Linked DNA regions of Homo sapiens: region 1 is linked to region 2. A link is an interaction called in ENCODE POLR2A ChIA-PET data of the cell type or tissue named here. Cell type or tissue: Panc1. All regions are shown on one strand.

The links. ChIA-PET counts read pairs that join two places held together with the same protein. Peaks named below come from ENCODE experiments on the same cell type or tissue, not always from the same donor. Only the 100,000 strongest peaks of a DNase experiment are listed, where the experiment ranks them.
Region 1: POLR2A ChIA-PET joins it to region 2 with 8 read pairs; 29 of 35 experiments call an interaction of 5 or more read pairs at or near these places.

What each region holds. Positions count from the first base shown.
Region 1 is chr2:47,159,362-47,163,361 of GRCh38, forward strand. CALM2 (calmodulin 2) reads right to left here. Exons shown (of 6, transcript NM_001743.6): 3 at 3,158-3,301; 4 at 2,925-3,031; 5 at 2,362-2,497; 6 at 723-1,443. The coding sequence ends at 1,415. Among named protein-coding and RNA genes, the nearest start is that of STPG4, 6.1 kb to the left of the region's middle. In Panc1, no CTCF peak of the experiment used is centred here; no DNase peak of the experiment used is centred here; H3K27ac peaks cover 297 bases.
Region 2 is chr2:46,973,359-46,977,358 of GRCh38, forward strand. TTC7A (tetratricopeptide repeat domain 7A) reads left to right here. Exons shown (of 20, transcript NM_020458.4): 4 at 1,615-1,745. Among named protein-coding and RNA genes, the nearest start is that of TTC7A, 34 kb to the left of the region's middle. RefSeq lists an enhancer at 808-2,007. In Panc1, no CTCF peak of the experiment used is centred here; no DNase peak of the experiment used is centred here.

The DNA of each region.
Region 1 (4,000 bases), 190 kb after region 2:
ATTTACTCCTAAAGACATCTTTTTTTGCAAAATGTTGCAGATGGGCAAGCTGAAAATTCTCATCTTATAGAATTAAAAAGCACAATGAATAAAATATTAGTTAATAGAAGTAAAACTATAAGGATGCTCACCCCAACTAGATTTGGTTTTTTTTTGAACATGCAAACATTTAAAACATCACTGCACAGCTTAAGTCAACATGGACAAATGCCAAAGTTGAAAACTATAAAGGTAGGAAACAGTAAATACCTACTTTATGCCAATTCCCATACTAGGTACACTTAAGTTTTTGAGTCTTTCATTGGGGCCTTTTGAAGTTGTCAAATACAATCTGGATAAAGAAACAAAACAAAAAACTTGCCCCTCTTTTCCCATGACTGCCACCATCTTGTTCTGTGGGCAGAGGCAACTCACAGGTATCCTGGATCTAACACAGTAGCACAGTACGACACACATGGTGGTGGAGGAATGTTGTGGGCACGCATGATGGTGGCCCCCAAAAGGTGACTACACTAAGCCAGCCCCCATAGATCCCCATCTTTTCGGCCTTCCTCTTCAATCTCTCCTTAGTTACACCCCTTATTTTGTTCCTCTTATTTTCTGTGCTTCTCTCCCTCTTTTCTCACTTTTCCAATCCTTTTCTCCTTCCTTTCCCACCTTCACTATTTCTGCCACCCATCTCCATATGCTTCCCCACACGAGAAAAAATTATCTAGACTATACCAAGCAGAAACCAATGCCATATTTTATTTTCAAAATTATTAGACTTCAACAGTTAAATGACTCAGATGCAGAGCAACCATTGGGTAAATTGTAATTTTTTTATTGGAAAACAAATATACAACTTGGAATGGATTTTGAGGCAAATTGTGCCATAAGCAGATTTTAAGTGGCTAAACAAAGTTTAAAAAGCAAGTAACAATAAAAGAAAATGTTTCTGGTACAGGACCAGCAGTACAAAAAAATAGTGTACGAGTACCTGGATAATACACCCGTTTTGCAATAGTGCAACTTTTAAGTACATATTGTTGACTGTCCATAGTCCACGCAGAGTTACAACTCCACACTTCAACAACAACATGCTGACAGTTCCTAAAGAAAACTACTTTAAAAAAGGCATAACCCAGATGTTCCCTCATTTGACCAACTCCATCTAAGTTTAGATGTGCAGAAGGGCTTAGATATATCCAGAGTAAGCCACATGCAACATGTTACTTGATCAATTTTCTAAAATAAGGTTTTAGGACAATGACAGTAAGATAAGGGAAGAAAACATGGAGGAATGAAGTCCTAATTACTATACATGCATATTTTTTTGACAGTAGGGAGAAACCTTTTACAGATAAGTTACAAACAAAGAAAAGGCAAATAAACAATTTTGTACAAGAAATTTAACACATTCTGTACAAGGTCTTCACTTTGCTGTCATCATTTGTACAAACTCTGAAAAAGAAGAAGTACACAAAAAATGAGTCAATAGCAAAAGACCAAAAAAAAAAAAAAAAAAAAAAAATCACATTTACTCAATTACTGAGTACTCTTTCCATTCCTCTCTTTCCTCAGAATTACCATTAAGTACAGAGGGAAGCTAGTTTATTGCCCAGGCTGGAACTTCATTAACCATAACTATTCAGGTTTATTAGTAAGAGCCAAATTAACGCTTTAGATAGGCCAATATAAAAAAGAGCATTCTTGGCTCTTAGTTTAGACTTGAATTTTAAGTCTGCTGGATTACAAGACAATATTGTAAATTCAATGCTATGGGCTAGGTTTAATTTTTATAACATTACATTTTATGCTCTTTTCTAAGTTAAGTAGTTACATCATGAAAAAAATACAGAGTTTTACTCAAAATCCTTCAGTTTCATATGCCTTGCTTCCTGATATGGCCATCTTAAAAGTTAGTAGATACGATACTTTTGAAGCACATGTAAACTTCAGTTTCAGACTAAAGCCAATTAAAGAAAAAAGACAATACAGTGCGGGGAAAGAAAGTCACATTAATTTCATTTTAGGAAACTTGGAATAAGTTTGCTTTCCACATTGTTCCACAATCACACAAACACTGAACAGTGCTTCTCAAACTTTATACATGAATCACCCAAGAATCCTATTAAAATGCTGATTCCAGGTGTAGGGATAGAACCTGATAGTAAATATTTCTAAATTAAGTTCTCAAGTCAGAGCAATGTTACCTAGTCTGCAGACAACACTCTGAATTTTAAGAAGGTTAAATGTAAGTAACTGTTTTAGCAACCTAATTTCAGGGGAAGGGTCACTAATTTCGATCAGTTCCCTAACAAAGAGCCTCTTATCTTAAAAATCAAAGTGAAGAATGAGGCGTGAGACTGAAACATTTACCTTCATAGTTTACTTGACCATCACCATCAATATCTGCTTCCCTGATCATTTCATCAACTTCTTCATCTGTTAACTTCTCTCCAAGGTTTGTCATCACATGGCGAAGTTCTGCAGCACTAATATAGCCATTGCCATCCTAGCAAAAAATTTAGTATAGTTTCTGAGTCAAATTACAGACTTGAGAGTTGGAATGGAAATTTATTAAGTTTACTACTAAATTTCACATTGGGGGAAAAACATACTTTAGAAATGCATACAAATCTACACAGTTGACCTACAAATGTCATTAAGAGCCAAGCAAAATGTCCTACATTGAAATCATTATTTCCTAGTCCCAAAGTCAAGTGACACCTCCTTTGACAAGATGAACGCAATACATATATTAGAAAGTCTATACTGAATTCTTAAAAAGCTTTTGCTTGGTAATTAAAATATGTTGGTAAATCATCAAAAAAAAAAAAAAAAAAAAAAAAAAAAACAACCAAAAAAACACAAGTCTTCATAATGAGTCCTGGTATCTTCATTTCATCCTCAAAATTTAACATATCCAGTCCTTGACGTACCTTATCAAACACACGGAATGCTTCTCTAATTTCTTCTTCACTGTCTGTGTCTTTCATTTTTCTTGCCATCATTGTCAGAAATTCAGGGAAGTCAATTGTGCCATTACCTGAAATGGTTTAGTGGAAACATCAAAGCTTTAGTGGAAACATATAAGCAAACAGCAAAGGTTTAGTGGAAACATCTAAGTATCACTTCTTCAACCCCTCCCAGCCCCACAAAATTGAAGACTTACCATCAGCATCTACTTCATTAATCATGTCCTGTAACTCTGCTTCTGTGGGATTCTGCCCAAGAGATCTCATTACAGTTCCCAATTCCTTTGTTGTTATAGTTCCATCACCATCTTTGTCAAATAGTGAAAAAGCTTCTTTGAATTCTGTTTGAAAGAAAGACCACAATCCAAATACACAGATTAATAATAAAATGTAACCTAAATGAAACGTATTAACTCTTAAAGCCTACTCAGTGGTGGGATCGTGCCAGTGAACAGCCACTGCACTTCAGCCTGGCCAAACTGTAAGACCCCACGTCTCAGAAAAACCCAAAAACTTTTAACGGAAAAATACCAATGGAGGTAGCAATTGAAATGTGACTTTGACTCCTAAAGATTAACCAATCTTTATGATACCTTATGATAATATTTCAAATATATCTTTGACCAATCATACCACTGTACTTTCATGCTGACCTAAGTAAAATTATCCTAGGTTTACAGAGGAAAAGAACCAAATCCCCAAATGACTGGCTCCTCTGTCACTGAAGCTGCTCTGTGGAACATAATTCAAAATTACAGACCTAACCTACACTCACAAAACAAAAATAAGACTACTGGTACCCAAATACGTATTTCTACAGAGTAATTAAACTGTTTCTGTATACTGTGTTTAGAGTTAGCCACTATGTCTAAATCAATCACCTACTAAATTAAAACAGGCTACTTTCCCTTTCTAGTAAGGCAGGAGAAGGGACTATATAAAGAGTCTATAACAATGGGCTGATCAAGATATAAATGTCCAGTTTTAGCTAAATGCATGTCACTGAGAACAAAGATCATTTTGAGCTTTCTTTGGAATAT
Region 2 (4,000 bases):
AGAGTGGCAGAAGAGGAGCTCGAGAGCCTTCCAGCCACCGCATGGTGCAGGGAAACCCTTGCTACCCTCATTTATCCCCCGTCAGGGAGGGCCTCAGTGCCGAGTGCGGCGGAGGATGGATCCCTCCCACTGCCGCAGGTTGCCGGTTGAGGTGAACTGTTTCCACCTGGAGGGAGCTAAGGAAAGAAAGAAGCCTGTACACAAAGTCATACATTCACACAAACAAATGGCGTGCTTCCAAACAAAATTCCCAGTCGAGGGACTGAGTGGAGTTCTGAACCCCCTGCCTCAGCTCCAGATACCTTCACAGGCAGCTGAGTCCCTATAGTGACACAAATGTAAATGCTCAAAATGCCCAAATCGTGCCAGTAGCGGCCAAGTCTGCACAGAATGAAGTCCCAGGATACCCAGAAGAGACAGAAAAAAGTCGGGTACAGTCCAACTTGCTCACCCAGTTTCAAGGTTGCCGGCTTCTTCAGAGGTCACTTTCTTTATACCAGTGAAGCATTGGAGGCAGCAGATGTCGTGCCAGGGGGTGAAAGGGAGGTTTCCCCAAAACAAGAACGTTTTGGCAGCTGCTGAGAAATCCCCTTAACATTCCTATCCTGGAGTCCAGTAGCCAGGAGCAGCTGGTGCTCCCAGGCAGCCCCCGCCTTGCCTGGTGGTGAAACCAGGCTGATAGGCTCAATCGTCCAAAGTGTACTGCAGTCCTCATAGGGGCCACCAAAATTGTAACTGAAATGCAGTTCAGTCACTCGCCACTTGCAGAGTCCAATTAACAAGAGCGAGGTCTGGAATAAAGAAAGTGACTTTATTCCAAAGCTTAGCTTAGGGGAAAAGGTACAGGCTCCTGCCTTTAAAGATAACCACTTCAGTTCCTGGGCAAAAAGCAGGGGCTTTTAAAGGGGTACTTGGCATGAATGCCATGCAGAGGAGGGAGCAAGCAAGTGCAGGGTCTGCATGACTTGCCTTGGTGCCTTACCTACCAGGTGGTCGAGCTGGCACCGTCACGGGCAGAGCTAGGTTGTAAAGTGAGCATTGCTTCAAGATACTCTCCAGTTGGGAGAGAGTTCCCTCTCAGTCACACTTTAGGATGTAAATTGACTGTTGTCTCTAGAGGCAGTCTCCTGGTGGGAAAGTTCTGGATCTGGAGCTTCTAAGTCAGCACATGGATAAGCTTGCTGTGTAGGGAGTGTCTGGTGAAGGGAAGGTAAAGGTTATTGCATTTCTAAAGAGCTAAGTAGGAAATGGGGAACTAGGGAAAAGGAGGAAAGAGGAAAGAAAAAAATAAATTTTTTTAAAAAACCTCATTCTCTTTCGCTTAGAAAAATGGGGATACTGCGTTACAGAGGAGGGGTCAGGAGTGGCTTCCCCGGGTAGTTGGGCTGGGGTGATGCACTGTGATTCCCCACGTGCTGTCCCATCGCTTACTCCCAGCCACTGCTAACACCACCGTCGCTTCAGCTTCCTCCCTCCCCTCCGCAGACCTCCGCCTCCTCCTGGCTGCACCAGAGTGTCTGCCCCCTCGGATGAGCCCACCTTCGGCCCATGGGGAGGGCCTGGAGTCAGGGGGCCCGAGCAGGACAGGTCTGAGGCACCCTCTTCCTCCCGCAGGCCTCTCTCTGGAACGCCTACCCAACTCCATCGCCTCCCGCTTCCGCCTGACAGAGAGGGAGGAGGAAGTGATCACCTGTTTTGAGAGGGCCTCCTGGATCGCTCAGGTGTTCCTGCAGGAATTGGAGAAGGTGAGCTGGAAATAACACCGTGGTAGGAGCTGCTCTCTATTGAGCACCTATGTCTATGGATCCCACTAAACCCATAGGTCACCTGTGTGCTAATTAGAAGAAGTCACCTTCTCTGTCCCCCAAAGACACTCTACTTCATAGTTGGAAAACTCATTATAGTATACTGATTCCACTAGAATGAGACTCTTTACTGGAAAATAGTTTGATAAATGAGTCCATGCCATCCGCTAGGATGTTTAATAGATGAGCTTTAGGAGATTGAATCATTTGCTCACCATTTCTTTCCCTGGCAGGGGTGGAGTCTGCCTGGGTCTTGCAGTTGGACATCCTTCCCTGCTCTCGGTGTCCCAGAAGCTCCTCCCTGGATCCTGTGAGGAAGCAGGATCTTGGGACTCCTTCTCCGAGCCTTTCAGAGGCTGGTAAAAGAGTTGGTCGGCAGGGCTCTGGCAGTTTTCAGATCCCCCTCCCTCCCCACTCCCTGTGGTGGGTCTGGGTTAACTGTCTGCAGGGTATCAAGTACAGGTGGTAGCAGCGTTTGCGATAAGTATCCCAGCCCTCCCCCTTCTGGGAGGCTCTGGTTTATTTTTATGTATTTTTTTACTTTTATTTTTAATTTTTATGCATTTTATTTATTTATTATTATTTTTTAGATGGAGTCTTGCTTGCTTTGTTACCCAGGCTGGAGTTCAGTGGCACGATCTCAGCTCACTGTAACCTCCACCTCCTGGGTTCAAGCGATTCTTCTGCCTCAGCCTTTCGAGTAGCTGGGACTACAGGCGCCTGCCACCGTGCCCTTCTAATTTTTGTATTTTTAGTAGAGACAGGGTTTCACCATGTTGGCCAGGCTGGTTTTGAACTCCTGACCTCAGGTGATCCACCTGCCTCAGCCTCCCAAAGTGCTGGGATTACAGGCCCGTGCCCAGCCTCCATTTTATTCTTTTTCCCTCCGCATCTTAATACTATGCCATGAGGGGCCCTTGGTTCAATGCTAAGGGGACAGGCAACTATATTCAACAGAGATCCTGCTAGCCCTTCTTGAGTGCCTGCTTTTGTGTCAGACACAGCTCCAAGCACTTTACATTCATTCTATAATTTAACCCTCACACTGACTGGATGAAATCGGTCCTGTTGTCATTCCCATTTTACAAGTAAGAAAACAAATTTGAAGAAGAGTTAGCTTCCCAGAGTTTACCTCATTAATAAGTGCTATTGGCAGGATTTGAACCCAGGGAGTGTGGCTGTGAATGCTCGTGGGGAAGATATTGGGGATGATGCTCAGGTATTCTGTGGAAAAGATAATTTAACATGTTAGATGGAAGGTTCTAGAGCAGCATAGATTAGGATTGGTGCCCTGAAGGAGGAGGTGGTCATGGGCCGAGAGACTAAGAGCCCAGGAGACACTTGCACCTCGCCTTCCTTGGCAGATGCCAAAATGTCAGTCCAGTACCCGTTTTTGTGATGGGCCATTTTGGAAGAGTCCACCCCAGGCCAGGTCATTTCCCCTAGAGCAGGATTCTCAACCTCAATGCTGTTGACATTTGGGGCTGGAGAATTCTTTGTTGTTGGTGAGGGCGGGGGGCTGCCGTGTATATTATAGGATGTTCAGCAGCATGCCTAGACTCTCCCCACTATGCCAGTAGCACTATCCCCCTTGTTGTGACAACCAAAAATGTCTTCAGTTACTGGCAACTGTCCCCTGAGGGCAAAGTCACCCCCCTGCTGACAGCCACTGCTCTAGAAGATGTCTGCTTGATTGGACTTTAGGAGGAAAGGAGAAATGACCGATGGGCTCAGCAAATATAGGACTTGAGTGCCCATTCTTTGGCAGAGGCCACTTAAAGGCTCAGCATGGTTGAGTTGACCTCCACCAAGGGGGAATGGGTCACTGCTAGACAGTAGTAGTGTTTTAGGAGCTTTTCATATTTGCATTGCATGTGGTTGGGAGGAAACTTTCATGGAAAAGATAAAGTCTGCTGCTCAGCTGGAAGCCTAGGCTTTGGACTTTCAAAAGGGGATTAAGGCGATGAGCTATAATGCCAGGCACTGTACTGTCCCTGTCAAAGGTCTGATGATGATGTCCAGGGCTGGAATCAGTGCCTGGTAGCAGTGGGCAGACAAATGGGACCCTATAGTTGTTATCTAAGTTGAGGGAGGGCAGGCCACAGAATCTTGTGCATCCTCAGAAATACTGTGTGTCCCTCCTGAGACCCAGTCCTGACCTCTGAGGAACTAAGACCTTCTCTTAAATCTCCTCT